Regions from separate parts of the Mus musculus genome. Here regions 2 and 3 are each linked to region 1. The links are chromatin loops, found by intact Hi-C in ENCODE. Cell type or tissue: heart. All regions are shown on one strand. Links, peaks and the distances in the headings refer to the core of each region. The heading gives the core; the rest is flanking DNA.

The links. Peaks named below come from ENCODE experiments on the same cell type or tissue, not always from the same donor. Only the 100,000 strongest peaks of a DNase experiment are listed, where the experiment ranks them.
Region 2: a loop joins it to region 1, with 6 times the contacts of the local background. A loop is called at or near these places in 5 of 42 quality-filtered maps.
Region 3: a loop joins it to region 1, with 4 times the contacts of the local background. A loop is called at or near these places in 4 of 42 quality-filtered maps.

What each region holds. Positions count from the first base shown.
Region 1 is chr16:17,504,839-17,514,959 of GRCm38, reverse strand. Aifm3 (apoptosis-inducing factor, mitochondrion-associated 3) reads right to left here. Exons shown (of 20, transcript NM_001291070.1): 16 at 9,944-10,042; 17 at 9,201-9,276; 18 at 8,626-8,730; 19 at 8,041-8,061; 20 at 7,478-7,833. The coding sequence ends at 7,794. Lztr1 (leucine-zipper-like transcriptional regulator, 1) reads right to left here and starts at 6,277. Exons shown (of 21, transcript NM_025808.4): 1 at 5,742-6,277; 2 at 5,272-5,334; 3 at 2,838-2,894. The coding sequence starts at 5,932. In heart, for the core only: a CTCF peak has its summit at 5,968; DNase peaks (open chromatin) are centred at 6,009 and 6,229; H3K4me3 peaks cover 2,055 bases; H3K27ac peaks cover 1,615 bases; H3K27me3 peaks cover 251 bases.
Region 2 is chr16:17,445,921-17,456,041 of GRCm38, reverse strand. It overlaps Crkl (v-crk avian sarcoma virus CT10 oncogene homolog-like), which reads right to left and starts at 4,057. Exons shown (of 3, transcript NM_007764.5): 1 at 3,254-4,057. The coding sequence starts at 3,564. In heart, for the core only: no CTCF peak of the experiment used is centred there; a DNase peak (open chromatin) is centred at 4,111; H3K4me3 peaks cover 3,758 bases; H3K27ac peaks cover 1,981 bases.
Region 3 is chr16:17,399,262-17,409,265 of GRCm38, reverse strand. Pi4ka (phosphatidylinositol 4-kinase alpha) reads left to right here and starts at 3,401. Exons shown (of 55, transcript NM_001373955.1): 1 at 3,401-3,632. The coding sequence starts at 3,468. Snap29 (synaptosomal-associated protein 29) reads right to left here and starts at 3,266. Exons shown (of 5, transcript NM_023348.4): 1 at 2,907-3,266. The coding sequence starts at 3,143. It also overlaps the pseudogene Gm18793. In heart, for the core only: a CTCF peak has its summit at 6,222 (motif pointing left); a DNase peak (open chromatin) is centred at 3,365; H3K4me3 peaks cover 2,569 bases; H3K27ac peaks cover 1,841 bases.

The DNA of each region.
Region 1 (10,121 bases), core at 1,081-9,080:
ACACACCTTTAATCCCAGCACTTGGGAGGCAGAGGCAGGCAGATTTCTGAGTTCCAGGCCAGCCTGGTCTAGAATGAGTTCTAGGACATTCAGGGATACACAGAGAAACCCTGTCTCAAAAATCAATCAATCAATCAATCAATCAATCAATCAATCAATCAATCCATGTGTGAGCCATTGGTGATACCTGGCTGGGACTTTTTTTGTTTGTTTAGTTTTTGTTTTTTGAATCATTTGAAAGGTATTTTATAATTTGTTTTTTCAAGTAGGCAACAGAATTTGCCTTGGTCCTGGTCTCAGGATGCTGGGACTTTGGAAAGGTACCTCTATGCTTGTGATGGTTTGTATATTCTTGGTCCAGGGAGTGGCACCATTTGGAGGTGTGGCCTTGTTGAATAGGTGTGACCTGGTTGGAATAGGTGTGACATGGTTGGAATAGGTGTGTCACTGTGGGTGTGGGCTTAAGACTCTCACCCTAGTTGCCTGGAAGTCAGTCTTCCACTAGCAGCCTTTGGATGAAGACGTAGAACTCTCAGCTCTGCCTGTGCCATGCCTGCCTGGATGCTACTATGCTCCCACCTTGATGATAATGGACTGAACCTCTGAGCCTGTAAGCCAGCCCCAAATAAATGTTTTTTATAAGACTTGCCTTAGTCATGGTGTCTGTTCACAGCAGTAAAACCCTAACTAAGACAATGCTCAACTTAAGCAATTCATGTTTGCTTGTTTTTTGAGGTCTTGCTATGTAACCAGGCTAGTCTCAGATTTGCAAAGCTCCTGCTTCCCTCTCAAAACTAAAATGTTAAGTGTCTACACCCACCATACCTGACTGTATGTGAATTTTCTGCAGTGTTGGGTAATGAACCCAGGACCTTGGACATGCTAGGCAAACACTACTACCATTGAGCTACAGCCTTAGAACTGGGGAAGGCCAGTCTTGAACTCAGGTTGTTATTGAACTTAGGATCCTTTTGTGTTAGCTTCCTGAGTGCTAGTATTACAGGTGTATACCACTTTGTCTGCCTTTCTTAAGCACCTTTTGACTGACAGTTACCAAGTTTCAAAGTGGTTTTCATTTTTGTCTAGCACCTTGTGCACCTGGCTAAGAATCCCGTGTGTGCCTGCGGAGGTGAGAGGGCAGCTGTGTGTGAGCTTGCTCTTTCCTTCCACCTTCTCTCAGGTTCTGAGGGCAGAACTCAGGTCACCAGGCCAGCACAGCAAGTTCTCTCCCTGCCGAGTCATCTCGCTGGCCAGTCAAAGCAATCATTAAAATCAACTGAGGACTGGACCTGGAAATGGAGCTCAATTAATAAAGTGCTTGCTTAGCCTGCACTAAGCCTGCCTAGCCAAAGCCCTAAGTTAGATGCCCAGTACTACATAAACCGGGCATGGTAGCAGGCACCTGTCGTCCCAGCTCTCAGGTTCAGGGTAAGAGGTCATGGTCATCCTTACCTACATAGCAAGTCTGAAGCCAGTCTGGGGTACACATGAGATCCTGTCTCAGAAAACAAACAAACAAATACAAGGAAGGCTGGGGAGACGGCTCAGAGGCAGAGTGCTTGCCTGGCATGCACTAATCCCTGCGTTTTGTATCCAGAAAAGGAAAGAGAGGTAGAAGAATCTGCAGCAGTTGTGTAAAGATCAAGTTCAAGAGAAACACTTGCAGCTGCTATGCTGGTGCTATGGGGAAACCAAGCAGAGGTGGGTGTCCTAGTTGGTGGTGGGGTTTTGTTGTTTCTACTTGTTTGTTTTTGTTAATTTGATGCAAGCTACAGTTATATGAAAACAGGGAAACACAATAGAGAAGATGTCTCCATAATATTGGGCTGCAGGCAAGCCTATAGGCATTTCCTTTATTGGTGGTGTGGGAAGCCTCAGCCCATTGTAGGTAGGGCCACCTCCAGCCAGCTGGTCCTGGGTGGTGTAAGAAAGCAGGCTGAGCACATCGTGAGGCACAAGCTAGTAGCATTCCTCCATGGCTTCTGTTCCTGACTCCAAATACCTGCCTTGGGTCCCTGCCTTGACTTCCTTATGACACAGAATAGTAATCTGAGGTAAACACTTTCCTGCCCTAACTAAGACAGTGCATGATGCCAAGTAGAGCTACCCAGCCTGGTTGAATGTTCAGGGCAGTCACACAATCGCCAGAGCCCTGAATCCTCCTGTCAAAAGAGACCCCACTCCAGAAGGCTGCTAGGGACCAAGGGGCATGTCCTACAGACTACAGAGCATGGAGCAGAAGGGGCTGTGTGGCACTGTACTCCTGTGTGAGCAGATGATGGAGCTAGCGAGCCCAGTACATCCTGACCCTCAGGACTATGTCTCCCCATCAGCTGTCAGCTGCTGCCAGATCAGGTCTGCTGCAGAAAACAAAGGCAGGCAGCTCCTGTCCAAGGCCACACGGCTGAGGTTGTCATTCATAGGGTTTTCACAGTTGCGCAACAACTGTGTGGGGTCTACTGGCACGTAACTAGCCCTATGAGACAAAGGTTGGACAAGAGGCTCTGCTGACAGCCTTGAGATGGAACTCTGAGAAAACTGTCTAAGCTGAGGCCTGTCCATACCCTGAGATCTCACAGCTGCTCCTGGCCCAGGACAAATTCTAGTGATCGAAGGTCCCACCCAAGTCAGAATCTACTTTCCACCAACCAGACCAAAGGCAGCCTGTAGCTCACAGGATTTGGGATAATTTAGGATAATCATTCTCACAGAAAGCCATGAGAAGTGAAGCCATTCAAGACTCTCATCTGAGCTGACTCTCTCAGCCAGTAAATCTGGCCCAGTGCTGCTGCTCTCCAGGAAGACAGGCAGGGTCCTGGGGCCCAGGGGCTACCCACCTGCACCAGGAGCAATCCTTCACATCGAAACGCAGAAGATCATTGAGCATCGTCTTTCTGAAAGGCAATCAGAGAGAAAGAATGGCAGCTGCTAGGATATTGCAAGGTGTCACCTCGTCAGGATCTTCAAGATGGGAGAAGGCATGCATCTAGGGTTGGAGGCAGTAAGAAGGGCCTGACTCACTGACCTGTCAGACAACTCGTCAATGTCCAAAGCTCAAAACTAATGACTAGGTGATATGGGCAACTAGGGCTCCCACACAGGCAAGGCCAGCCTGATCACACCACCAGTGGCCCACTCAAGGGCCCAGGGCTGGCGTCCTCACTCACACCTCACCCAGCCTCCAGAAGTCCTGTCCTGCACTGAACCCTTCCCAGGCTGCCCCGCAATGACAACACTCTGGCTCAAACATCAGTGGAGACCTGCATGCTTTCCATCTGCCGCCATCTGACATGACAACTGCATCAGAGGTAATTCCACTGCTCACTGGGTCAGCTTGCATTTAATATGCAAGTTGGGCATATTACCAACTCGTTGATGTGGAAAAAAGGTGAACCAACTCAAACACCCCCTCCAAGCCAGGCCTTTGCAGGGCATCTCTCCCTGCCTTGCTCAGGCTGAGCTAGGTGGGTGCCCTTCCTAACTTCATTTTATGGCCAAGAAGTCAAACCTGAGATGCTAGTATCATGTCTAGTTCCTGCCCTTCCTCATCTAACCCCCTACTTAAACTTAGTGGCATTTGTTAAACAAAATTATGGGAGACTACTGTTTTAAACTAATTTCCTATACTAGGTCCCCAAAGACCGGGGCAAACCAGAACAGTTACCAAGGTCAAAAGCCTCATAAACCGAAAGCTGTTGATCCCAAAACCTAACAGTTTTCCCTAAAACCAGGAGACTGTAGTCTACCTGAGGCAGTGTGATAAGGAAGCCCCCCTGCTGTAACCGTCAAGAGTCTAACTTAACTGACCAGGCCTCACCCCCACTGCCAGGTTTCCTGGCTCCTACCTTCCCAAGACCCAAAGTTGCTACTGCCCAGAAGGAACTCTTCTTTCCACTCTGTTAATGGAGGGCCCCCTGGTTTATCATAAGTCACAGCCAAATAAATGTGTAACTGGCCTTCTCTTAACTTTTCTTTTGAAACTGCATACTGAAACCACTTCTGTTTATTACCACATAGTTATCTACCTGCTCCAGTAGATGCTGAGGACAGCAGTCCTAATGTCCTACCCACTCTATGCTAGCTGCCAGCCTTTTTTGGTGTAGAAATTCTTACTAAGGCTCGTTCTTTTCTTTTGCTTAGTAAATGATTACATCTGGACACTGCTGTAGGAAACAGTAAGGAAATGGATCTCGGCCAACACCAGGGGCAAGTGGCACTTAAAAGAGATAAGAGGGCACAAGGCCTCACCCAAAAGAACATTAGAAGAGGACAGAAGTGTGGAAGGGAAGGAACAACATTGCAAATGGCTAGGCAACAAGGATGGGGACAAGGTCATCAAACAGACAGGACAGCACTAACAAGCAGGCCATACCCTCCTATTAGGACAAAGAAGACAGAGGCATTCAGGACTGTGAACCAATTAACGCGCACTCTGATGTGCAGTTGTACATGAATCCCCAACTGCTCTTGGAGAAAGAGGCTGTGGAAATGAGCTAAAATCCCAGACAGTCATGGCCAAGTTTGTATGTCTTAATAGACCTGAAAAATCTCACTTGCTCTAGGTCAGCTACCTCATGTAGTCTACAGGACCAAGGCTATAGTGCCTGTTCTGGGCTTTAGGCCAGGTTCTAGGCCTGAGAGGAGGGAGTCATATGTAAACACATAACCTCAGCTTACTTGGTGGAAGTCTATGTGCATGGAGATGTGCTTACTAGGTCATTTCCAGGAATATTATTTTCCAGGAGGTTAAAGCAACACAGGGAAATCTCCACCAAATGTGTGTACAGCATCAATAAAACTGTTTTAGAGGTAGTGAGATGACTCAACAAGACTTGCCACCATGTCTTGCAACCTGACTTCAAGCCCTGGTACCCATACAAGGAGAAAGATGATTCCTGCTAGCTGTTGTCTGATCTCCACATTTGCGCCCCTCCCCCCATAAGAGATGTTACAAAACAAAAATTTGGGCAAAGCCTAGAGAGAAGTGTAGGGAAAGAAGAAAAGTGCCAGTAGGGCTAGCATGTTTCTTCCAAAGCTGTCTCCTCTTTCAACACAAGGATATCTCCATGAACCTAGCACAGGCTGCCGTTTGAATGCTGGATAAAAGGGCTTTAGGGGTAGGGTCTTCCTCACCGTAACATGGGAATCAAGGGCAAAGCACCACACAGATGGCGAAACAGAGGCTCACAAGGCATAGCTAATGACTCCCATCCTCTGTCTCTCTCTGTCATCATCCCCTGCCACCACTTCCATCAAAACAGGCAAACTCACCCGTTGTCTCCACCAAACACATAGATGGCATCCTTATATGCCACGACTGTGTGCTTGCTGCGCCTAGAAAGAAAGAAGGGGTGAAGGGTGGTGAGACCGGAACTCTCCCAGCTGGCACCCAAGAAATGGGACTACACACATGGTTGCTACCACATAAGTTTGGACAAAGCCTCTCAACTGCTAAGATCTATAGAGATCCTTCAGTTCTTCAGACAGCAAGGACATACATCGGGGACGCTTCAGACTTCCCACTCATACCTCACAGCTCAGGGACCCAAACAGGATCCTCAGAAACACAAGTCTGGTACCCTGCCTAGAATCACTACGGTGCTGTTCCCTGGGAACTCAGCTTTGGGAACGACCAATCTATACTCCAAGACATCACACGGGATTTCGTCCCTACAGCCCGTCCTAAGACCAGCTCTCGTCCCTACTACCAGTGCCTTCAGGATCCCTGTACACTGTCGTACCGGGCGCCCACGAATTCGTCACAGGGCGGGAGGCGCCGCCAGCGATGCACTGTTTCGAAGGGTCCAAAGTTGAGCGTCAGGTACTCGACACTGTCTGAGCAGCTGTGGTCAAAGTCCACGCTCGGAGCCACCTTGGAGCGTACCCCTCCTGTCAAGGCCCCGGACCCAATGGGGCCTCCGGAGCCAGCCATCCCTTGTTCAGGCTGGATAGGCCGCCAGGTTGCAGGACTCACGGCCACCGCCCGGGCAGAGCCAAAGGACTACACTTCCCAGAGAGCCCTGCGCCGCTGGTGTAGCACTTCCGGCCGGTTTGTCGGGCCTCCCGACAAACCTCGCGCTTCCCGCGACGCGGCTCGCTATCGAGGAACCTGGCAGCCCGGCTCCTCGCATTATCGTATATCGAGCACATCACATTCTGGAAAGTATTTCTGGCCAAGTCTCGATTTGGGTTTCCTCTTTCAGGATACGCACTCAGACCATAGTAAACCACTGACATTCTCAAGGCAGCGGCGAGCTACACGCTCCCGGCATGCCTTGTAGTCGGGCTTTGCTGTCTCCCGGAAGATCCCCCCGCCCTCCTCCAGGATGAGGTTTCGGACTTGCAAGCGAGCTGCTCAATTGTCCACCTTCTGTTTGTGCTCCCCAAACCTGATCTTCACTGCTCCCCCTCTGCTCTCTCTTGGCATTCTTGTCTGGGACTCTCGATGGCGGGGCACCTCTGGGTTCTCAGTTGAGAGCAGTATCTTCATTTATTTCTCTCCTCTCTCTTCCTCCCCCTCCTTCTCTCTCTTTTTTTAAAAGATTTATTTATTATTATATCTAAGTACACTGTAGCTGTCTTCAGATGCACCAGAAGAGGGCGTCAGATCTCATTACGGATGGTTGTGAGCCACCATGTGGTTACTGGGATTTGAACTCATGACCTTCAGAAGAGCAGCTGGTGCTCTTAACCACTGAGCCATGTCTCCAGCCCCTTTCTCTGTTTTGCTGTGGGTTTTGAACCTAGGATTTGATCAGCATGCACTCTGCCACTAGGCTACACCACAATTTGTGTGTGTGTGTGTGTGTTTTATTTGTAGTCTGCTGCCAGCTGAATCACCCGTGAAATGATTCAGGAAGTTCAGGCAAAAGGGACACATGTAGTGAAATGGATATAATGTCAGTTGGTCTAGTTTCATATTTTTTTGGTAAGAGCTTATAAATGTAAAATAGTAAAAGTCAAGAGCAGCTTCACAATGGCTATCCTAACTGTACAAAAACAAAACCTAGAGATATACAGAATGCAACTGGATAGGTTTTTGAGTGACTACTGCAATCTAGCAGAGTGTATTTGTGAGTTAATAACAATGAGGTGATTTTCATTTTGTTTTATTTCAGACAGGGTTTCTCTGTGTAGCTCTGGCTGTCCTGGAACTCACTCTGTAGATTAGGTTGGTCTTGAATTCAGAGATCTGCCTGCCTCTGCCTCCCGGGCACTGGGATTAAAGGTGTGCGCCACCACCTCCTGGTCTGAGCTCAGGTTTCTGTGGCAGCATGGAGTCTGCAGGACCCAGCTCCCACCTCTCTTAAGTGGACAAATACAAAAGCTGTCTCTGGCTTGTGAAGCTTTTTTAAAAAAAAAAAACAAAAGACTGAGACTTCTAACCCTCCTGCCTCTGTCCTGAGTGCCACTATTACAGATGTGTCACATCATGCCTGGCTCTAAGTGTCGGCCCAATTACACTAGGACACAGTTCTGCTGAGACATGCGTTTTAATTTTAAGGTAATGTTGAAGGGGCTTGCTGGGAAAATCGTCCTAGTAGAGGAAACCAAGGCAGAGCCTGTCCTGCCTCTACACCCAGCTGTCAGTGACAGCTGAGGCATTAGGAATGGACCATCTTCTGGAGGCTGTGGTAGCCTGGCTGGAGGCGAGGCAGACAGGTCAAGGCAAGCCTTGGAGGACTCAGATTCCACAGTGAGGGATCCTGGGAAATTGGAGTTGGCACTTGCCCCAGGACTTGGTCTCTGACCTTGGTACCCCAGAGGCCTGCCCAAGTCCACCACAGGAGAGCTCAGGATCCTTTTCCTGTGAGCCAAGACATGTCACCGGTTCTGCAGGAATGAGAGGAGGATGGGTCAGGGCAGAAGAGGACAGGTTCCCCACTCTAGGCACCATGAGCCAATGATTCTTGAATACAGCAGCAGAGACTGATCTGTGTCAAAGCCCCGTAGGTAATGGACTTGGGCAAGGTGGGAGGGTTCAGTCATTGGGCTGGGGAAGAAAGGCTGAGAACAGTCAACAAGAAACAATGCACGTACTTGCTGTGTAGCATAAACAACCTTTTCGAAGGCAAGAGGGAAAAACAGAAGGCCAAAGAAAGTATATCATTTATCAGATCCACTCTGAGTCTTCCACTCTAGGATTTACCCCGACACATAGCCATCAGTCACCTCTGGCCTGTCTCTGGTCCTGGGAAGTTCTCTGTACACAGGTTAAGCTACTGGGGACTCACTGGCACTGTGCTGGGATGATGGTAATGGCTCATGTCCACTGCTTCCCAGATGTCATGTAACCACCCCACTTCTCTGTGGATGGCATATCTGGGGGCATCACCTACTATGTTTCTCCACCTAAGTTCTGCCAAGCTTAGCACAAATCACATTGCCTCCACCCCCCACTCCCCAACATTGGCTCCTCTCTGGGCCACACACCCGGTTCTTTGTAATCATATCCTGTCAACTTCTAAACCAAATTCACCCTCATCTCACCCAGGAACCATGGGAACTGAAAGTGAGGAGAAGAGCTCTATAGGACTGAGCGGGCAACAGGCTGCCATGGTAGCTTTAATAGATCCTATCCAGGATACCCACACACACCCTACAGTCTCCCACACCCGCACTCACTCCACCTCCCGCTTCCGGATGGCTCGACCTGAGGCTAGCACCTCAGCCACCTTGGATACGATGGGATCGTAGTTCATGCTGGCCACAGCAATCACTTCGTCACTTCTATGGAGAGAAGGAGCCCCAGCCTGAGACCACTAGCAGCAGTGGTCCTTCTTGAGATCCTAACACCTTCTGGTCCACCTGGGATGCCGGGAAGGCTCTTGTCCAGGGAAACAAGATGTCTTGAGCACCCAGCCCTCCATTTGGTCCCAGCACTGTCAGCTGCCCAAAGAAACCCTTGGCACAGCGCAGGGATGGGCCCAGCCTTAGCATCAGCTTGTCTACACCAGTTTGTCTTTCCTTGTTGTAGACACCTACCTGCCTCAGTGTCAACACTTACCTCAAAGAAATATCCAGAAGACACAGTATTGTTTGATGCACGGGAGGACTGTTGTTGCTTCCTCCTCATCTCCTGCCCAGCACCCCCACGCGGCCATTCACTTGTCTTTTAGCCCCTGCTGCTTTGCTAACACTATCGATTCCCAACAGCACTCCCACTGCTCCATGCTCCCATCGCACCCCATTGCTCTCACTTGGTATAAAAAGCCACAAACTTCAGCTCCTCCAGATCCCCCTGAATGATGACATCATCGAAGCCTTCTCCGTAGCCTGTGGGAGGGCGCCCATGTGAACTGGGGAAGGGGGACAGTCTTCATAGGCTCCCTAGCTCCTGTCTAAACAACAGACCTCCCTCCCCACCTTTCCTCTCTCTCTCCTTCTTGTTTTTCTGAGACAGGGTTTCTCTGTGTAGCCCTGGCTGTCCTAAAACTCACTCTGTAGATCAGGCCAGCCTTGAACTCAAGAGATCCATTTGGCTCTGCTCTCAAGTGCTGGGACTAAACTCCTGTGCCACCATACCTGGATCCTACTCCGACTTTTTTTTAATGACATTTATTTATTTATTTCATGTGTATGCACACATGCATGTATGGAGATCAGAGGACAATTTGCAGGAGGTGATTTTTCACCTTCCACTATGTGGGTTTTAAGAAATGAACTCAGATCATCAGTGTGGCAGCAAGAACCCTTACCCACTGAGCCATCTCGTCAACCCTCTGCTCCTCCTAAGCAGTTCCTGGCTCTACCATCTAAGACTCAGACTGGTCTCCAATTCCTGATCTTCCCATTTTAGCCTCTGAACTGCTGGGAGTGCAGTATGCACCTGAGCCAACCCAGTTCTTATTTGCCAATTCTTAGTTCTTACTGGACCCAACCCCCATACTTAATCCTGAAGTGCCTTCAGGACCCCATCCCCAGGAGACAAGCTTTTAGTTACCAGCATAGCGAAGGCTTTTGCCGAACATGGCAGTCCACAGATAGGGTACCGTGTTGATCTCAGCCTCCTGTGCCAGCATGTTCTGAGCTGCTACCCGCCCTGAAAAATCCAGGGTGGTGAGAGCTCAATCCTTCCTCTCACCACCCGGCTGCCTGCCCTCAGCCCACTCTAGGGACCC
Region 2 (10,121 bases), core at 1,063-9,062, 59 kb after region 1:
TGAAGATACGGTGTCTCATGTAAATGTCCAACAATAGGTGACTTATACAGAGGAGGAATTCACTAATCAAGCAGTAGATAGAATGACCCATTCTGTGGACAAGGCTTTTCCCCTAGCCATCCCTACTATTACCCAATGAGCCCACAAACAAAGTGGCCATGTTGGCAGAGATGGAAGTTACGCATGGGCTCAACAACATGGACTTCCACTCACCAAGGCTGACCATGCTATAGCTGCTGCCGAGTGCCAGATCTGCCAAAAGCAGAGACCAGTACTAAGTCCCAGATATGGCACCATTCCCTGGGGTAACTAGTCCGTGAGCGGGTGGCAGGTTGACTACACTGGATCACTTCTTCTATGGAAAGCACAAGCCTTTGTCCTTACTAGAGTAGATACTTAAATTCTGGTTATAGATTTCCCTTTCCTGACAAAACCACGATCCATGAACTTATAGAATGACTAATACAATCATGGTATTCCACAGAGTATTGCTTCTAACCAAAGAACTTACTTCACAGCCCAAGAATTGCAACAGTGGGCCTATAAACATGAAATCCACTGGTCTTACCATGAAGCCTGCTGGTCTGACATGGAGATGGAAGAGCCTTTTGAAGACAGTTACAGTACAGATTAGATTAGGTAGCAGCAGCTTACCCATGGGTTCAAGAACCAAGGGGTGAAAGAGGAGATGGTCCCACTCACTATCACCCACTAGGAAATTTTTTGCTTCCGGTTCTGGCAACTTTAAATTCTGCTGTCTTAGAAATTTTGGTTCCAGTGGGGGAAGGGTTCCTGCCAGGAGACACTACAAACATTCCACTGACATGGAAGCTCAGGCTTCCCTCTGGCCACTATGGGTATCTGATGCCCTTACGTCAACAGGCTAAGAAAGGAAAACAGTGTTAAGAGGGGTAACTGGTCCAGATTACCAAGGGAGAATTGGATTGCTTCTCCACAATGGAGGAAGAAAGATGATGTCTGGAATACAGGCGATCCTTTAGGGTGTCTCTTAGTGCTGTGTCCTAGGTTTTTTAGTCAGTGGGTAACTATAACAGCCTAATCCAAGCAGGATGACAAAAGGCACAGAACCATCAAGAATGAAGACATAGGTCATTGCTCCAGAAAAGGCAAGCCCTCAGGTGCCCGCTGAGGGTGGAGAAATACAACATGTAGTAGAGAGGGGTATTTATGAGTATCCAGTAAGGCCACATGACCAGTTAGGATTATAATCAACAGGAGTGTTTCTACCATATTTTGTTAATTATGTGTTTGTACAGATATTCAGTTTTCCCCTCAATTTCTTTATCATAAAGCATAACATCAATTAAGAGAATATTAGTAGTTGTTATATTTAAGCTGAGATACTAAAGAATATCCCCCAAGGTACACTGCCATCTATTCCAAAATTTATAATGTACAATTTGCAGCTGTACACGGGACAGTGATATCAAGTTAGGGATAATTATGATTTGGTTATTACTTTCATCTGGAAATTAAACAAAACAGAAAAGATAGGAATGTGTGTCAAGCAGAGCTAATGAAAAACTCAGAAAATTACATTTGGTACTTGAGAAGACACATGAAGTAGAATCAGATCTTGTAACTAGCAGGAAGCCACTGCAGTATATATTTCCCTCTTTGAGGTGACTCTAATAATTAACTTAAACTTTCTCCAACACCTGTCACATTGTTGCATGTTTTAATAAAGGCCTGAAGTCAATAACATAATGTTCACAATTCGAGAAGTGAGTTTACTTAAATATACGACTAAACACTATCCATCCTAAGTCTCTTCAAGCTCTTACATTGAAGATGATTCAAGTTGACAGCACCTGCCAGCATCTACTAGGAACTTCGTGTTTCACAGAATTTTATATTCTCATCTGGATAACACATCACTTTTTACAGTCACTTTTCTGTGTTTTACATTTTTAACAATTCTTTGTGTGTGAGTACTCACTCAGCACACGGAGGCTAAAGGACAACTCTGTGGGGGTGGGCTCTCTGTTCACATTCCCCTGGTGGGAACCAAAGGCAGGTAGGTCACCCAGCTTTCACTGCAAACACTTCCCCTCACTCATCATCAGGCTTAGCCTTCTCCACACTTCCTAAAATCCACTCGGTCTGGCAACGGTTAACCACCCCACCTTCATTATTCTATCCTAAAGAAGAAACTCTTTGGATTTAAGTAGGTGCCCTTAATTAATTATAGTATCTTTTCATTTTCAAAGTTCAGAGCAAATTTCACCTTTATGAAGTCGCCTCACCCTGAAAAATCTAAATCAGCCTTTAATTCTTTTTTTAGAAAATAGCTTAGAAATAAACTGGGCAGGAAAATATCTTTTAAAGTCTCTAGACACCTTTTCAATTCACACTGTATCATTTGATGATATTCGTTAGGGAAATTAAAGCAAATTATAAAATAATGCATTTTACTTGAAAAAGAGAACACTTGGGGATCAATATCTTTCTCTTTAAGACAGGGTCTTGCTACAGCTCAGTCTGACTTGGAATCAAGGTCCTCTTTCCTTAGGGGACTAGGGGTGTGTATCTATCTCAGCTAGCTCTACTTAGGGGTCTTTAAAGCATATGTTAAACCACTAGACTTAATTACAAAAAAAAAAAAAACTAAAATTGAATTAATGTAGAATTTAGGTAAATACACTTCCCACCCCTGAGGAAGGAACGGTGAGGATACAAATTTCTTCAAATATAATCCCACTGTCTTCTCTTGGTAATCCCAGTTTTAAAAATGAGTGCTAGAGAATCAGATTCTGAGATTTCTACACTTTCGATCCATTTTAAGGATTATTCCAAAGGCCGAAGGCCACTTTGTAACCTAAAGTTAGTTGAAAAATGCAGGAGTTACAAAAACCTTAAATGGTGTACAAGAATTTCGAGAAAGGAGGAGTCATGGCTATCTTCAGAATCTCAAGGAAGTCTATATTTTTAGCGTCGTTAATAAGCATTCTGCATTAGTATTACAGTCAAGTAAAGTGGCAAAACTGTGTATATATGTGGGGGGTTAGGGGTGCATTTAAACAATGCAAGCAGCACTGCTAAATGTCTAAATAAAATGCATCCTTTCATCCAATGACCCAGATCCTGATATTGGCCTTATAATCCGAATGTCTTCTGATTTAGAATGAGGAAAAGGAGTTCTATCCCCTACCCTACCCCCAAAATTTAATCTTTGACCGACCCTTCGCATCCGGTCAAGTTCTGAACCGGAGAAGGGCAGGAGCTCGCGTACCTGGGCGCCGGTTCGATTAAGGTGGTAGTGTCCAGGTAGTGGATCTTGTAGAACTCTAACAAGGCCGGCAAATGGTCAAACTCCTGGTCCCCGATCTTAAAGCGGCGGTTGGGCAGGGAGTTGATGATGTAGTGCGAGACACGCGAGTTCTCGGACACGGACAGTACATAGTCCCCGGGGCAGGTAGATGAGTCCCGGACTAGGAACATGCCATGGCGCTGGCCTTGGAGACGAGTCTGCGCCTCCTGGCGAGTCACTGGCCCCATGTACCAGGCAGAGCGGTCTGAAGAATCAAACCTGGCGGAGGACATGGTGTTGGGCTCGGGGATGGGCGGCGTCTGCGGCTCTCTTGCTTGGGAAGCCTTTACCCGCTGTCGGCTTTGGGGTCGAGGAAGGGCCTCTCAGAACACTTCGAGGAACAATCAGAGGGCTTGGTCAGGACGTTCCTCTAGGCTCCGGGCCCCGCAGCATCCTCCGCCACCGCCCTCCTGCACCGGGCCGCCTCACGGAGAGCCGGTCCGGGAACACTGGGCAAAGCCCCGGGGTCGAGGTGGGCGAAGCTGAGCAGTAGCGGAGGCCGCCTCGGGCTTCTCAGCTGGCCGGAGTACAGGGGAGGCTCCAGTGACTTCTGTCCTGGAACCCGCCGCCGGCTCCACAGCCTCAAGAGCCTGCACCGATCCCCGCGGTCACACGAAGCACCGCACTCCAACAAGAGTCGCGCCTCCCGAGCAGTCTTACCCAGCCCGCTCCCAATAGCCACAGCAACAAAATGGCGGACGCGGGAGAAGCAGCCGGGCACCTCCCCCTTGGTCCAGCGCATTCAATCTGCGCACGCGCGGAGCTGGGCTCTACCCCCTCCACCGCGGAGGCCCTTCCTTTGACGTCACTGGGCGCTGCCAATCAGGAGTGCGTTCGCGAGGGTCCCAGCGTGAGCCACTCGCGCGGGCTCCCGCGTTCCGGGAGGAGGCAGAGGGTCAGGCCCTTCCTGGACCGCAAAGCAGCCGCCGAGAAGCTGCTGCTGTCAGGCTTCCCGGGCTTGGCAGGAAAACAGCTGGAGCCGAGAGGGAACAGCGTTTTGAAAACCTGTTTCTGTGAACAAAGCGTAGAGTGGTTGCTGAGTGTCCGGCCAAGAAGGCGTGGCCGTCAGATGATTGCGAGCCAGAAGGCCCTGGTAAATCAGGTGGCTCAGGAAGGGCATGACCTAGGGAGTGAGGTGACCATCAAATAGGTTACTGAATAACCTATCAAATAACGCCTGCCCTAGGTGATCCTCCTTGGTACACGTGGAATGATGGTGAAGATCAGTTTGACTAATACTTTACGAGGAGGACAGTGTGTTGGTGAGGATGACTGGACACTACCGGCTGTAAAGTGTAACAAGTGAAATGCAACACCTGTGTCTGGCCTGAAGCCTGTTGCTCTGCAACAGTTCATTTCCTGCCATTCCACGTTGCTCAGTTTCAGCTCTGCCTCCCTTGACATATTTCTCCCTCCAACCCGACTAGTACCTATTTATTTAATTATTTGTTTGGTTTTTTAGAGACGGGGTTTCTCTGTGTAGTCCTGGCTGTCCTGGAACTCACTTTGTAGACCAGGCTAGCCTCGAACTCAGAAATCCGCCTGCCTCTGCCTCCCAAGTGCTGGGATTAAAGGCATGCGCCACCACTGCCCGGCCTATCTATCTATCTATCTATCTATCTATCTATCTATCTATCAAGATAGGAATTCTCTGTGTGGCCCTGGCTGTCCTGGAACTAACTCTGACCACCAACAGGCTAGGATGAAATTTTAATACCACAGAATACTGTCTTATTTACCTATATTTTGCCTGCCTTAAATCCACATCTAGTCTTGAATGATCAGAAATTTGTTAAATGAATGACTATTGTGAAAAATCACCACAAAAACAGATGCTGGATTATTGGTCATAGCATTCCCAAATTAGATAAACAGGAAGGCATGTCCCAAGCCAGTGGTGGTGACACATACCAATAATCCCATCACTAGGAGATGGAGGCAGGAGGATCATGAGTTCAAGGCAGCTGAGCTCTATGAAACCCAACAAAAATGGGGAGGAAGTTAGGGGAGGGAGAAATCTCAAAAGTGAGGAATACAGGAGAACTCCTACTTAGATCTCTATCACTAAAGTCTTGTTCTGGCCGTTTACATTTCCCATGTTTAGCAATTCTTAGATTGTAGGGTAATAACTGGTGATTCCATCCCAGTGGTAAGTAAGCGAAGGGGAAAATGTCAAGGTCTAGTGCCTTTTTGTAACTTGGCATAACCAGAGATGCTTCATGGGGGCTAGGAAGATGTCTCAGGAAGTAAGCTCTTGCCAGCCAAGCCTAAACACCTGAATTGGATCCCTGGGTCTGAAGATGGAAGGACAATCAACTTAAGGTGTCCTCTAAAATTCTGTGTAGAGTGGTAATACACATGCCTGCACTCACACAACACACACATAAATAAAAACATGCTTTCATATTGCTCTAGTCGCAAGTGAAATTTGTATAGCTCAGATATTTAATTTGACTGAGTTCAACTCATGGTTGAAGTTCAAATCAGTGACTAGATGGGCTATTCAGTCATTCTGTGCCTCACCATGAGACCTCCAGGACTTATCTTCTAGCCAGCTCTGGTGGTGCATGTATAATCCCAGCTCTCTTGTGGCAGAGGCAGGATTCAATTAGTTCCAAGTTTGAGGCCATCCTGGTCTATATATTAACACACAGGCCAGTGGTGGTACATTAAAAATACCCTGCCACAAAAAGAAGAAAAAATAACACAGGCTTATGATCTTAGCTCTCTCAGAGGTTGAGCAGGAGGATGGAAAGTTCGAAGCCAGCATAGGCAACATCATGTTTTTGAGATAGGCTTTCTCATTGGTATAGGGCCCACCAGGTAGATTAGGCTGGCTAAGCAGTGAATGGCAAAGTTGTAACTGCCTCTGCATTCCAACATTGATATCACAAACACATACCAACACACCTGGCTTTTTTCCTGAGAATTCTGAAGATGGGCTTGATCCTGTGCAGAAAACCAGCTGTGAGTTCATGAGGGCCACTACCATGTCATGACTAGAACAGGATATTTCATGCCACTCTCTTCCTATTTATTTTTTTTAAAGATTTATTATTATATGTAAGTACACTGTAGCTGTCTTCAGACACCCAAAAGAGGCATCAGATCTCATTACGGATGGTTGTGAGCCACCATGTGGTTGCTGGGATTTGAACTTGCGACCTTCAGAAGAGCTGTCGGTGCTCTTAACCGCTGAGCCATCTCTCCAGCCCTCCCTATTTATTTTTTAAAATTTTATATTATAAGCCAGGTGTGGTAGCTCATGCCTTTAATCCTAGCACTTGGGAGGCAGAGGCAGGCAGATTTCTGAGTTTGAGGCCAGCCTGGTCTACAAAGTGAGTTCCAGGACAACCAGTGCTACACAGAGAAACCCTGTCTCGAAAAACAAACAAACAAACAACAACAACAACAACAACAAAGAAGATTTATATTTTAGGAAAAAATAACGTTGGAATCTTGAAAAAAAAGATTTGTATTTTGGCTTGGCACAATGCTGCCTATCTTTAATCCCAGAGCTCAGGAGGCAGAGGTAGTTGGATCATTTTGAGTCTGAGGCCAGCCTAGGCTACATGGAGTGTTATAGGCTTGACAGGGCTGTATAGCAAGACCTTGTCTAAAATAACAACAGCAAATGTGTATTTTAAAGTGTGTGTGTGAGAGAGAGAGAGAGAGAGAGAGAGAGAGAGAGAGAAACCCAGGTTCTCTGCAAGAGCAGCAAGCACTCTTACTTATTGAACCATCTATCCAGCCCCTAGCTCTTCTGTTCTTTCTGCTCCCTCCATGTTTCCTGAGGTGTGCGGGTTGAATGTTCATAGTCTCTCTCTCTCTCTCTCTCTCTCTCGGTTTTCTGAGATCATAGTCTCTTATTATCTGACTTTGACCAGTTATGAATCTGTACATCAACAGTTGTCCACTGCAAAAAAAAAAAAAAAAAAAAAAAAAAAAAAAAAGCTTTTCTGACCAAGCTTTATAGCCACATAAATCTGTGGGTAGTAATAATATAAATATGTACATGTGTCTATATAAGTGTATACCACATGTGTGTGGGTGCCAAGGCAGAAGAAAACATTGGCCCCTCCCCTGGAGCTGGAGTTCCATGTGGTTGTGAGCTGCCCAATAAGGAGAATGGTGGCGAGTGCACTCTTAATGAGTTTTTCTTTAGCTCCTTCATAACTTTAGAATGATATTGCTATCTTACTCTTCCTCCCCCTCCTCCTGCCTCTTCTCCCCCTCCCCTTTTCTCCCATCCTTCTACTAGGACAAAGATGAAATTATAAGAAAGTACCAGGGGGGATTTCGAGGTATGCATGACAGACACATTGAAAGACCAAATCTGTAGACAGTGTGTGGACTTGGTAGAATTGTCTCTGGTCTCTTGTAGCACATTATTTGAGGTGGACAGACATTAGTTCACATCTCCACAGGAAAAGTCACAAAACATAATTCACGATTAACTCCCTGAGCCATCCAGGTCCCCCCACTCAGTTTCTCGCATCATTGCCTCCCTGAGAAACGGTGATGACTGAGGTCAGCTCTGACCCTTACCACAGTCAGACCAGTCTGTACCTGATGGCAGCGACTCAGGGTCTCTGAAGGATTCCTCCTTAGGGACTCAAGATCCAGCACGATCAGCAACCATGGGGAAGCCAGTGCACTTGTGGCTGAAGCTATAAACACCCTTTCCAAAGCAGTAAGAGGGTTTGTCACTTCCCAGGACATGCTGTCAGGGAAAAGCCTGCTCGGCAGACAGATGGAATAGCCGCTCTCTGGAGCTGGTTCTGTGGGATTTCCCCTGTTCTAACTTCATTTTGACTTTATTCAGAGTAACGGAGAAGAGAGAAAGAGGGTTCCACCATCCCAATCCTCACTCCCAGTCAGGACAATGCCTTATTTAATTATTTAGTTATTTAGGTAGCAATGTTATGGATCAAACTCAGGACTTATTTGTGCTTGGCCCATGCTCCAGCATTGAGCTACATCCCCAGTGCTGCAGGTTCGTTCGTTTGTTTGTTCGTTTGTTTGTTTGTTTGTTTGTTTGTTTGTTTTGGAACCAGGGTTTCCTATGAAGCCCTAGCCTTCAACATTGTGATTCTTCTACCTTAGCCTCAGGGTGCTGGGATTCACAGGAGTACAGTATCACACCTAATCCTAAGCACCCCGCTTCCTCCCTTTTTAAATTATTATTATTATTTTTTTTTAATTGGGGCTAAAGAATTGCTTTTATAAAGGACACACATAGTGGCTATAGCGTAACTAGAGTTTCATAGGATCCTGTCATTCCTGATCTCCTGGGGTATGGCGTATACACGTGGTGTAAACACACATGCACAGGCAAAGCACTCCTACACATAAAATAAGTAAATCTTTTTAAAATGTGTTATTTCTAGGGTGTGGAGACCACACTCAACATGGTGCATGTGTGGAGGTCAGGGATCTGCTTTGTAAAATCAGTTCTGGCTTTCATGTGGGTTCAGGGATTGAGCTCAGGTCTTCAGGCTTCACAGCAGGTGCCTTTACCAAGCCACCTGGATGGTCCTGGTCCCTTTTTTAAGAGCAAAAGAAATATTTTCTTCAGAAACCTTTCTGGGAGATCTTTCCTCACGTGCTCCATGGAGACCAGATGAAATTGTGTTTTGTCATCAAGAAAAAAAAAATTACTGTGTTAGACTATCAAGCCAGTGTGGACTAAGATTTCCCTCAGTCAGCTTCAGGAAAAGCAACCTTTTCTATGACCCTGAAAATCATGTATATGCATAAACTCTTACAACTGTACGAAGCATTTTAGGGAGTTAGGTGCAAAGGCGGCCAAGCTCTGCCTGCCTACTAGTGTCCGTCTGGGAAAGGGAGAAGCACCGAGGAGCCTTTCAGGGTGGCTGCTATTACCAACGACTTGTTTTAATGCTAGGAATTTAATCTAGCACCGTGTCCATGCTACACGTGACTTAGCACTGAGATACAACCCCAGCTCAACCTGCTTAGTTGTTGTTCTTTCTTGCCCGAGCTAGTATCTCGCCGGCAAGAATTCACTCGGACAACCGGATCCTTCTACGGCAAAGCTTTTATTGCTTCAACATAAGGAAGACCCCGAACCCGGAAAATGGTGCTGCTTATATAGCCAGCAGCGTGACGTTTCAGCACTTGATGTGGTGTGACAGCACCTGATTAGTTGCTCGCCCATCACCCCATTACTACGCCCCGAGATGGGCAGTGACTGGGCGTGAATTTACTCTTGCACTTGTGCATAAAGCTTGTTTACTAGTTAGGCGCAGTGGAAGCCAGCGCCATCTTATAATGGCGATTGCTCACAGCATGGCTCTCCACATCTCCCCCTTTTTATTTTATTAAAATTTGAGGCTGGTCTAGGCCTCTGCAGTCATGTCCATCTGCTGTGGCTCCTGTCTTAGGTCATTCCTCCAATGTCACAGCCTTTCCTGTCATAGGGTAACTCTATCACCACTGGGTCCCGTGTCTTAGGTTGGTCTGTACATGAGGAAAGTTGCCTGTCTCTGGATACCGCAGTACTATGTGACAGTAACTGCCAAATGACCTAGGGCGAACTCTATAAAAGAGGCCAGCCAAAAAACGAATTAGTAGAACTCAGCGAAGTGCAAGTGCTGATCAATGAGCGTTGAGTATCTCTCATCCCAGTGCAATGGATCCATAAATCCGTGGGACGCAATAGCAGAGAACTCAGATGCCATTTAAGTCTTAAGCATGGATAGCCAAATTTCAGGGGAAGCCCCTTGTTCAATGGCTGCAAGTGCCTGAGTAATAACGACCTTGTCAC
Region 3 (10,004 bases), core at 2,005-10,004, 110 kb after region 1:
GGAACTGTGTGTCAAGCACAGAAGGGTGTGGGTAGGACCCATGAGACCCAGCAGGAAATACCCAGCAAATGATGTGGAGCCCCACAGATCACAATGCAATCTACAACTAAGGCATCCTGGAACATCAGGTAGGCCTCATAATGAGTTTGAAATTAAACTTAGCTATGAACTGATAAGTACATGGATGTCAATCTGGGGTCAGCGCACTAAACTCAGAACTCTGAAATTAATTATCTTAGACTGGGGATTAAGCAGTGGGGTAGCACAGACATGGGATCCCAGTACTCCAGAGCTGAACTCAGGAGGATCAGCAAGATGGAGGTGAGCCTGGGCAAATACTATTTCACAAAGGAAAAGAGAGGAAAAAATAAGAAAGGAAGAAAGAAAGAAAGAAAGAGAGAAAGAGAGAGAGAGAGAAACAGAGAGAGAACGAAATTTCTCATTATCTCTTTCAAGGTAATACACACTCACACTAACAGATTCTAGCTTGGATAGCCAAGTAAACATGGAGCTTGCTGGGTTCTGTGTGAGCCAGAGATTGCCCTGATGTGGAGTGCATTCAGAAACAGAAATTGGACGCATTAGAGTCACCATGAACAACTCTGGAGGAGCAGGTCTGGTTGGGAAGCCCTTACTGGGAATGCTGCTCCCACCAGCTTTCTAGAAAACAAGAGTACATCTATGGCAATGGATTTAGTCACTCGAACTGGGGAAAACCTGAGGAGTTTGCCTTGCCACTCCTCCAGGTTATGAGGGATGCCGTCTGTCTCTCTGACCTCTCTGAACTGAATGCCCAGTGTGGCTTCAGTGGCAGACACTGGAAAGATGTAAGGATGAGTAGGCCTCCGAGGAGCGTGTGCTAGGCAAGGCAGCTGAGCACGTTATGTGTCAGTATTACCAAACATCAGTTCCTTTCCACTGTGTTGGTGCAAAGTCAATTGAAACCCTAGTCTACTGTTCGTTGCTGGGCTCTGCTGAACTGAGAAATCAGGCTCCAGAGAAGATCATTGTAGTATGCTATACTGCTCTAGGAGGGGCAGAGTATCCTAGGAAGGGGAGTGGCTTTGGCCAGGTGGTGATGTTCATGTAGGAAGCAAATATTATGATATTCATTATTAGGAGGCTTGCTGCATAAACAGGTCATCCATCTAATGGCATATAATATGACCATTAGCCTATTCCCCGGCTCCAAACCACCCCTCATTGTATTTAACTATGAAAGAACCTTCAATACTACTAAATAATATACAGGCCAATATGTAAAGAACACCTCACTTTAAAGTTAAAAAAGAATAAAAGTGCTTGGTGTGGTGGCTTGAACCTCGGCACTCCCAGGCTGAGTTTAAGGTTAGCCTAGTCTACATAAAGTTGGAGAACAGTCAGAATTACATATTGATACGATTGAGAGAAAAAAAATAGGTTCTCTTTTGGGGCTGGAGAGATGGCTCAGCAGGTCAGAGTGCTTTCTGTTCTTCAAGAGGACCTACCTGCATTGGCATCTGGTGAATGTCTATGACCTCAGCCCTCTGGAGGCTGAAGAAAGAGGATCTTGAGTTCGAGGCCAATCTGGATTACTATGGGCTACATTGTGAGAACTTATCACTTATCTCAATACAAAGTGACCTGTTCACCAAGACCTGTAGGACTCCAATTGATCTGGAGTGGAACATTAAGAATCCAGTACACAGAAGCACAACTTCCTAGAGGCAGAACATACATTAGCCGTCAGGGAGACAACAACAGGGAAGGTAGGAGAAGGTAAAATACCAAACAGTGGCAATAGAAAACAACAGAGATCTGTCCAAGTCCCAGAGGAGAACACTTGCCAAAGATCAGAGATGAAGACTGGTAAAGAAAGACAGTATTTTGTTTCAACTATTACATTTCAAAACTGTAAAATACTTAAGATTATTCTTGGCTGATATATCAGTAATTTCTTCTTCTGCCAAAACAACTATTTTGCCAGTAGACTTAGGGGCAATCTGGTGTCTTGGAATAATCTTTATTTTATGCTGGAGAAGATGGTACATGCCTGAAATCCCAGTATCAGAAAGATTGAGACCAAGAATTCTAAGTTCCAGACCAGCCTGGGCTTCATTGGTAGGCTGTCCACCAAGCCGAACTCCTCAAAAAGAAAAGGTCTTAAAGAAGTTTCAGAAGACCATTTCTGTTCCCAGCACCCATCTGTCAACTCCAGCTCCAAGGGATTCCCTGGTGCCCTCTTCCGGCTTCAGGGGACACCCTTAAACTGTGCATATGCAAATACAGGTAAATTAAAGGAAAGCAAAGTTCCTAGTTGCTGAAATTTTCTATGGATGGAAAGAGCTGTCACAATAACACACGGTCTACAAAGGTAAGAGTCGACTCAATTCAGGATCTGGTTTCCTGAGCAGGAGCCCAGGCGAGGGGACTTAAATATTCCCATTAGAAAGGTGAAAAGTGGTCAAGGATGTGAGAAGAAGAACACAGGCTCCCTTTGCGTCAGTACTTCAGGCACCACCTGGCACTTGAAGCATACACAGTTCACACTTTAACTGGGCCACTAGAGAGGAACAGCTTGAGGCTTCTGCCTAACAAGTTATATGTAAATGAAACAGACACTACTTCCCAAATACAGGCCGCACTTTGGCATTTTTACTCTCACACAGAACATTATTTGGAGTTTACTTTTTAACTAGACATGAGGGCAGGGCAGCGAGGGAGAAATTAACCTCGCAGAATAATAGATAAGGAAGCTTCCAGAGGTAAACATCAGGTGATCCTGATACATAATTCTTTACACTATGTCCATGAACTTACGGTAGGCAATTAGAAAAATACCAAAAGATCGTAAACAAAATATTTCTTCATCCCGTTTTTATAACGCATTGATTGGCCGGTTTAGCTCAGTTCTGCCCCAGGCTCACCTCGGAAGAGGCGACTCCGATCTTCTCCGATTCATACATGAGAGACAAGGACCTGCTGGTACTGGCAGCGGTAGCCTCGGCCCTGCGCAACACCTCCTGTCTCAGGTACTGCTGCCTGTCAATGGGCGCGTCGGGGCCGTCAGGCAGGTCGCGGACGTCCTTCCACGGCGCGGGCCGGGTGTCTTCCTCTTCCACGTCATCGTCGAAAGGATTATAGCTTTTAGGATAGCCAGACATGGTGCGGGAGACGGCCTGCACCTAGGAAGCAGGAGGGGTTGCTGAGCGAGGAGTCGATAGCCCAGCGCCGGCGGGCGGATTCACTGTGGACGCCGCGCGCACTACTTCCGCCAGCACTGCGCTAGAGCCCCGCCTCCAGAGCCAACCCGGCGGCGGAGCGGCAGAGGGGGACCAGGCCCCACCCAGTGCGGGGGAGGGGAGAGGGGAGGAGTCAGGTGGTCAGGTGGCCGGGAAGTCGGCCGCCTCTGCGCCTGCGCAGTAAGGACCGGTGGTGGCGAGCCCAGAGCTGTGAACCCAGCCGCCTGCGCCGGGGCGTGCGCTGTGATGGCGGCTGCTGGGGCCCGGGGAGGAGGCGGCGGTGGCGGCGGCGGCGGCGGCGGCGGCTCGGGGTCCAGCTCTGGCTCCAGCACCTCTCGAGGCTTTTATTTCAACACAGTACTTTCACTGGCCCGCTCCCTGGCTGTGCAGAGACCAGCATCCTTGGAGAAGGTAACCCTGCGTACTGACAGGAGGAGGGGCCTGAGGTGGCGAAGCGGCGGGACGCTGCTGGGTCTGAGAAGGCTACTTGCGACTAGAGAGGGGCTCCTGAATAGAGGTGGCAGCGATGTAGGGAGGTCGGTGGGAGAGGGTTCTGGTGAAGAGAGGAGTCGGGAAGTCGACAGGACGCTGGGAGGTCTGGTACCGGTGGGAGTGGGAGGGCAGTGAGCTGTGGGCGGGCGGACTACCGCTGTGACATCTCAGGCGCGGGGGTTGTGGCAGCATCGTGACTGCCTGTGAGGCGTGGTAGGATGAGCCAAGGACCAAGAGTCCAATCCGGGCTTTTGGTCCCGATTTTTTGTTTTCATTCAATGACCTTGGAGAGGTGTCTTTCTCATGAAATGGGACGCCCTCCTCCCCTACACACTTTTTGCCCTTCTCACTGGATTGTGGAGAAGGACAGCTATGCAAATCGTATTATTATTTAAGAGATGGTAGCGTTAGACTGGATCAAAAGATGATGAGTTTCGAGAAGATGCAGTGGCAGGAATATGCAGTGGACTGTTAGTAGACAGAGAACTAAATTCAGGATTGCTTCAGAAGAGAAAGACACGCCAGTCCTTATCTTGGAAGATAAAAGATATGCTTGGACCTGGGATAAGAGGTGAACTGGGTGGGTGGTGAAGGGTAGAACCCCAGGATTAAGGAGGCTAACCGCTTTCTTTTAGGGGAAAAAAAAAACCCAAAAACCAAACAACAACAAAAGGATGTTGTGATAGGAAGAAGACAGATTTTAGTCAGAGCTGACTAAATTTACAATTTCTGTGTGCAGTCTTGAGGAAGAAACTTGCATGCTAACAGCCTATTTGCTTATCTATAAAACCTGTGAAGCTTTGATGAGTTTACATATTAAGGCCAGGCACAACGTGGATGAACAATAATAGTCAGCTGCTTTTCGCCCAGGAATGTGTAAATAGACTCAGCACAGTATGTTAGCACTGAAGGGAGGGGGCTGTCTGTCCATTCAACTTTCTGAAAGATGGAAAGAACCTGGGTGACATGTGCACCTGCGCGCTGATGGGTAAAAGTGGAAAGGCAGAGTGACCTGGTCTTTGACCTTGTAAGTTTTCAAACTTGATTGTATCACCTACCTGCAAGGTGAACAGGTTCTGGAAGATCTAATGCCAACCCGACTTCTGGCTAAAGAATGAATACAGACTGGACATGGTAGCATGCACCTGTAGTCCATGCTACTCAGGAACAGCCCAGTATCCGCAGAGGTGCTGAGGAGTTGTTGTTCACTCAGGGAGTTGGTATCTCAGTACTCATGTCTGGCAGCTTAGGACTGCTTGAATGTTTGAAGGTAACTCCAGTTTTAGGGCATCAGAAAGTCCTCTTGTGGTGTCCATGGGCACTTGCATGCATGAGCACATACAAGCACAAATAAATAATAACAACATCTTAAGAAGATTTATTTATTTATTATATAATTATGCTGTAGCTGTTTGCAGACACACCAGAAAAGGGCATCAGATCTCATTATGGATGGTTGTGAGCCACTATGTGGTTGCTGGGATTTGAACTCAGCACCTTTGGAAGAGCAGTCAGTATTTTTAAGTGCTGAGTCATCTCTCCATCCCCCAACATTTTTAAATTAAAAAATAAAAGATGGTTTAGGACTTGTGGTGCAACTTAGGCAACATATCAAGATCCTGACTCAAGCAGGGAAAGACAGCAGTGTGTGTGTGTGTGTGTGTGTGTGTGTAAGACTATGAGTTTGAATGGTAAGACCATCTAAATTTACATTCCCTTATTACTTGTATTTTTAAACTTCTTTTTTGTTTTATGTGTATGAGTGTTTTGCCTGCATATGTGTTCTGTACACCATATGTGTCAGTGCTTGCAGAGGTCAGAAGAAGGCATCATTGGATCCCTTGGAATTGGAATCATGTGAACAACCACATCGATGCAGGGAATCAAATCTGAGTCCTCTGGAAGAGCAGCCAGTGTTCCTAACAGCTGAGCTATCTGTCCAGCCCCTCATCTTTGTTTGTTTGTTTGTTCGTTTGTTATATACTATAATGGGCATGTGGAGGTCACAGGACAAACTTGCAGGTAACAGTTCTCTCCTCCCACCATGTGGGTTGTCAGGCTTGACTGCATGTGCCTTCATGAACTGAGCAAACACCCCTTCTTCCCCCCATCCTTTTGGTGGAGACAGGATCTCACAATATAGCTTTTCTAGAATTCCTGAGTAGACTAAGCTAGCCTTTAACTCACAGAGCTCCACCTGCTTGCTTCCCAAGTGCTGGGGTTGAAGGTGAGTGCCATTACACAAGTACAACTGGACAGGTCAGTTCCACGTGTTGATTTTCTCTTGCAAAAACCAAAAACCAAACCACAGAACAGGTCTTGGTAGGGGTGTTAGGAAGATCAATAAAAAGATATGAATAAAAACCATCCTAGGATGAGCTTGAGAAATATTTCAGCAGTTAAGAGCTCTTGCTGCTCTCCAAGAGGATCCAGGTTCAAGTCTCAGTACCCACATGGTAGTTCACAATGGTCTGTAACCCCAGTTCTAGGGATCTGATGCCCTCTTCTGTTCTTCATGGGTACTGCATGCACATGATATACAGATCCACACATAAGCAAAACACTAATGCACATAAAATAAAAATAATACACCTTAAAGCAACAACAACAATTTATTACATTTATTTAGAGAAGTGGGAATTGGCGGGGCAGAACTCATGGAAACTGTTTTGCCACCTACCATGTGGGTTCTGAACTCAGGTCTTCAGGCTTGGTGACAAGTGTCTTGGTACAATGGCCCCTGGTTATCTTGTCAATCTGAACTGGATGATTCTTCAAGTTATTTTATATTATATGTATGAGTATTTGGGCTGCATATATGCTCGTGCACCACTTGCATGGTGTGCCTATGGAGGCCAGAAGAAGGCATTAGAATCTCTGGGGCTAGTGTTATAGGTGTTTATGAGTCACCATGTGTGTGGGGAATCAAACCATGTCTTCTGGAAGACCAGCCTATGCCTCTAACATCTAAGCCATCCCTCCAGCTCCTGAAGTGGACGATTCTTAAGATTGTCCTGCATCTCTAGCAGTAATAGCTTTCTTTTTCATTCAGCAACTGAGAAGTGCACTTTGAACTCAACTTGTTTCTTTTTGTTCCTTAGTCATAAAAACATAGCAAGGTGAGTAAGACGATAGACACAGATGTACACGCTAGATAAATGTAAAGAAAACAATTAAAAGGACATTATAGGAACCCTGGATGTAGGTCAGTAGTAGTGTGCTTGGAGGAGCACTTGCTTATCATTAACAAGGCACTCGATTTTATTCCCTTAACCAAATCAATGCAACACAAAACCTTGATATTCTTTAATTGTAACTGTTAGTTTTGTTTTTTGTCATAATTGCTTGGGTTGTCAAGATCACAGTATAATGTAAAGTTAATTAATACTTCCCTGCATCTCCTAAAACACTTGTTTTGGAAAGTACTTAGAAATCACTTTATGCAAAAGAGTTAAGAGAACAGATCCAAGGCCACTGTCTTTGCAGGGGTTGCTTGTGAGTTTGGCCCATGGCTGGTATCTGAGAATTTGGGCATTTGAACTGTTACTTCTATTAACTGTTTGATAAGCATGATTTGTTGTGCCTTAAGTCTCTTGTGTATGGCATATGATTTATGTAAATATCTTCTTTTCTTCTGGAGATCTGTTTGATGGTTGCTAAGTATATGATGACTATGTGACTAACCAAAAAATCAGCACTACGCAGAGATACCTTGTCTTCAAAAACCAAAACCAATAAATAAATAAACAAATAAATAAAAACAACAAAAAACCACAAAACCATTACATGTGTGGGAATTTTGCCTGCCTGCATGTCTGTGCACCACATTTATGCCTGGTGCATATGGAGGCCACAAGAGGCTTCAGATCCTCTGGAGCTGGAGGTGCAGATGGTTGTAAGCTGCCATGTATCTGCTGGGACTTGAACCCACATCCTCTGGAAGAGCAGCCAGTACTTTTAGCCACTGATTCATGTCTCCAGCTTCAGTGAAGCATGGGTTTCTTTTCATGGTCTCTTGTTAAATTTAGAAAGTTGGATTGCCAGTTTCCTGGGCAGCCTCTTTAGCTGGGAGGGCTTGCAGTACAGCTACAGCTTGCCTTAGAACAGAGAGGCTATAGAGACTGCAGCCTGTGAAATAGTTCAGTTACTAATCTTCACGTTGATTTTTATCAGCAAGAGCAGGAGGCGTGGGTTAAATAAGAGGAAAGAATAGTTTACCCAGCATTTGCTTTTGCTCCTTTGGTGGGCCAGATACTAGCATGGAAACAGTGTTAGATTTCTGACCTTAATATGAACAGCCGACTGTTGTATAGTCACTTGTGACAGTGTGTTAAGGTGTTGCTGAGAACTGCAGACTTCTGAATGGTATGGACAGTGGAAATAGCCTCCACTACGGCGGCAGCTGTAGGATACAGACCCATTGCCTGTGTTGGTATGTTAGTAACACACTATGTGGGTATGACTCAGGAGGAAGCTTCTCAAAAGTACTCAGTGATGGTCTAGGTGTATCTGGGCAGACAGCACCCATCATATTTTAGAGTGTACTGAGCTGTACAGTGAGGACTTGGTCTTAGTTGAGCTATTGGGCTAGAAGGATAGTATACCACACAATTCTGAGTCTGTGGCATAGAGGCCATGAAAAAACCTGAAGGAGGTACCAGGCGGTATAGGTTAATTACAGTATCGGGCATAGCTTGATTACTTGCCATTCTCTACATAATGAAATGAGCCTGGCTCTTTGCACCGAACTTAAATTGAACTTAAGCTAACGAGGATCGCCTCTGGGCATACCAGCTACTGTAAATTTTTTTTTTTTTTTTTGGTAGTAACAAGGAACAAATGTGTTTAACCTCACAGGATGGAGAAAAACAAGGGAAGTCTGTGCATTTTCCTAATAGGACCTGTGTCTTTTCTCCTTGCTTCCAATTTTTCAGTATAACAAATAAATTTAGCTGTGAATACAACAGTATGTTTGTGGGACCCCTGAGACAACTTGGTAAAGTAGGCTTCTGTAGGTGGCTGTTCGACGTTTATTGTGACTTCCTGGAATCATCTTGGATCATTTGCTTTGCTCTTTTGTGTGTGTGTTGTTTTGTTTTTCTCACTATATAATCCTGGCAGGCATGTAGATGAGGCATGTAGTCCTTGCTGTGTAGATTAGGCTTGAACTTGGGGCAGTTTGTCCTCCTACTTCTGCTGTGCATGGCCCTTGTCTGAAGTCTTGAGGTTGTATTAGGATAGGAATTGCTGTGTTTAGTTCTAGCAGATTCACCTGCTCACTTCATCCATTTACTTTAAAATAGTTGATAAGAAGCCCTTAGCCATTCCATGAGGGCAAATCTTAGAAGATCTTGGAGGGCTTTCTTAGGACAGCAAAAATGGAGACATGTGAAGATCAGTGCTGAGAAACTGACCTTCTCCCTCCCCCCCCCCCCCCCCGCCTCTCCCTCACCCTCTCCCTTCCTTCTTTTTTTAACTTCTACACTTATGGGTGTTTTGCCTGTGTGTATGTGTACTATGTGCATGCCAGGTGCCCTCAGAAGAGAGCATCCGTTCTCCTTGAAACTGGAGTTGCAGATGATTGTGAGCTGGCCAGCACCTAGAAGTTCTCTGCAAGAGCAACCAGTACTCTTTACCAAGCAGCTATCTCTCCAGCCCCTGTTTTTCTATTTCTCTCTCTTTTCTTTCAGAGAGGTGTTAGAGGACTTAGTACAGGTCATATTAACCTACAAAGGCTCAGTGCTTGAGACCAGACCTGTCACCTGAGCTTAGCTCTTGTTAATGCAGGCAACTCTGACATGACTAGCACCTGAGACACCTTAATAACACACTTTCCCCACATTTGTCCCTCTGTATGCCACAGCTATGTTAATTTCCTCTACCCTAATCCCAAGCTATGAGACCACCCTGAGACTGCTCATTATATTTTTTCTCTAATTACTTAAATCATTCATTCAGAAAGCATTTATTGATCTACTACTGTCTACTGGTATGTGGAAGCCCAAGAAAATAAGAAACAGTTCTAATTTGGTGATTTGTCTAACTAGCAGCAAGTCAAACTTACTGTTAGTCCCTATCTACTGAGGTATCCTGAGCCTGTTACTCAGACTACTACCATATTTGGGAACTAACCGTAAGACTCTTAGATATATGTGCTAGGATATGTCCCAAGTGGTAGGATAACAGGCATGTATACAGACAGGCCTGGCTTATACACTTATACACTGATGGAACCCAGGGCTTCATTTTTCCTAGGCAAGCAAGTACTCTACCAACTGAGCTACAGCCTCA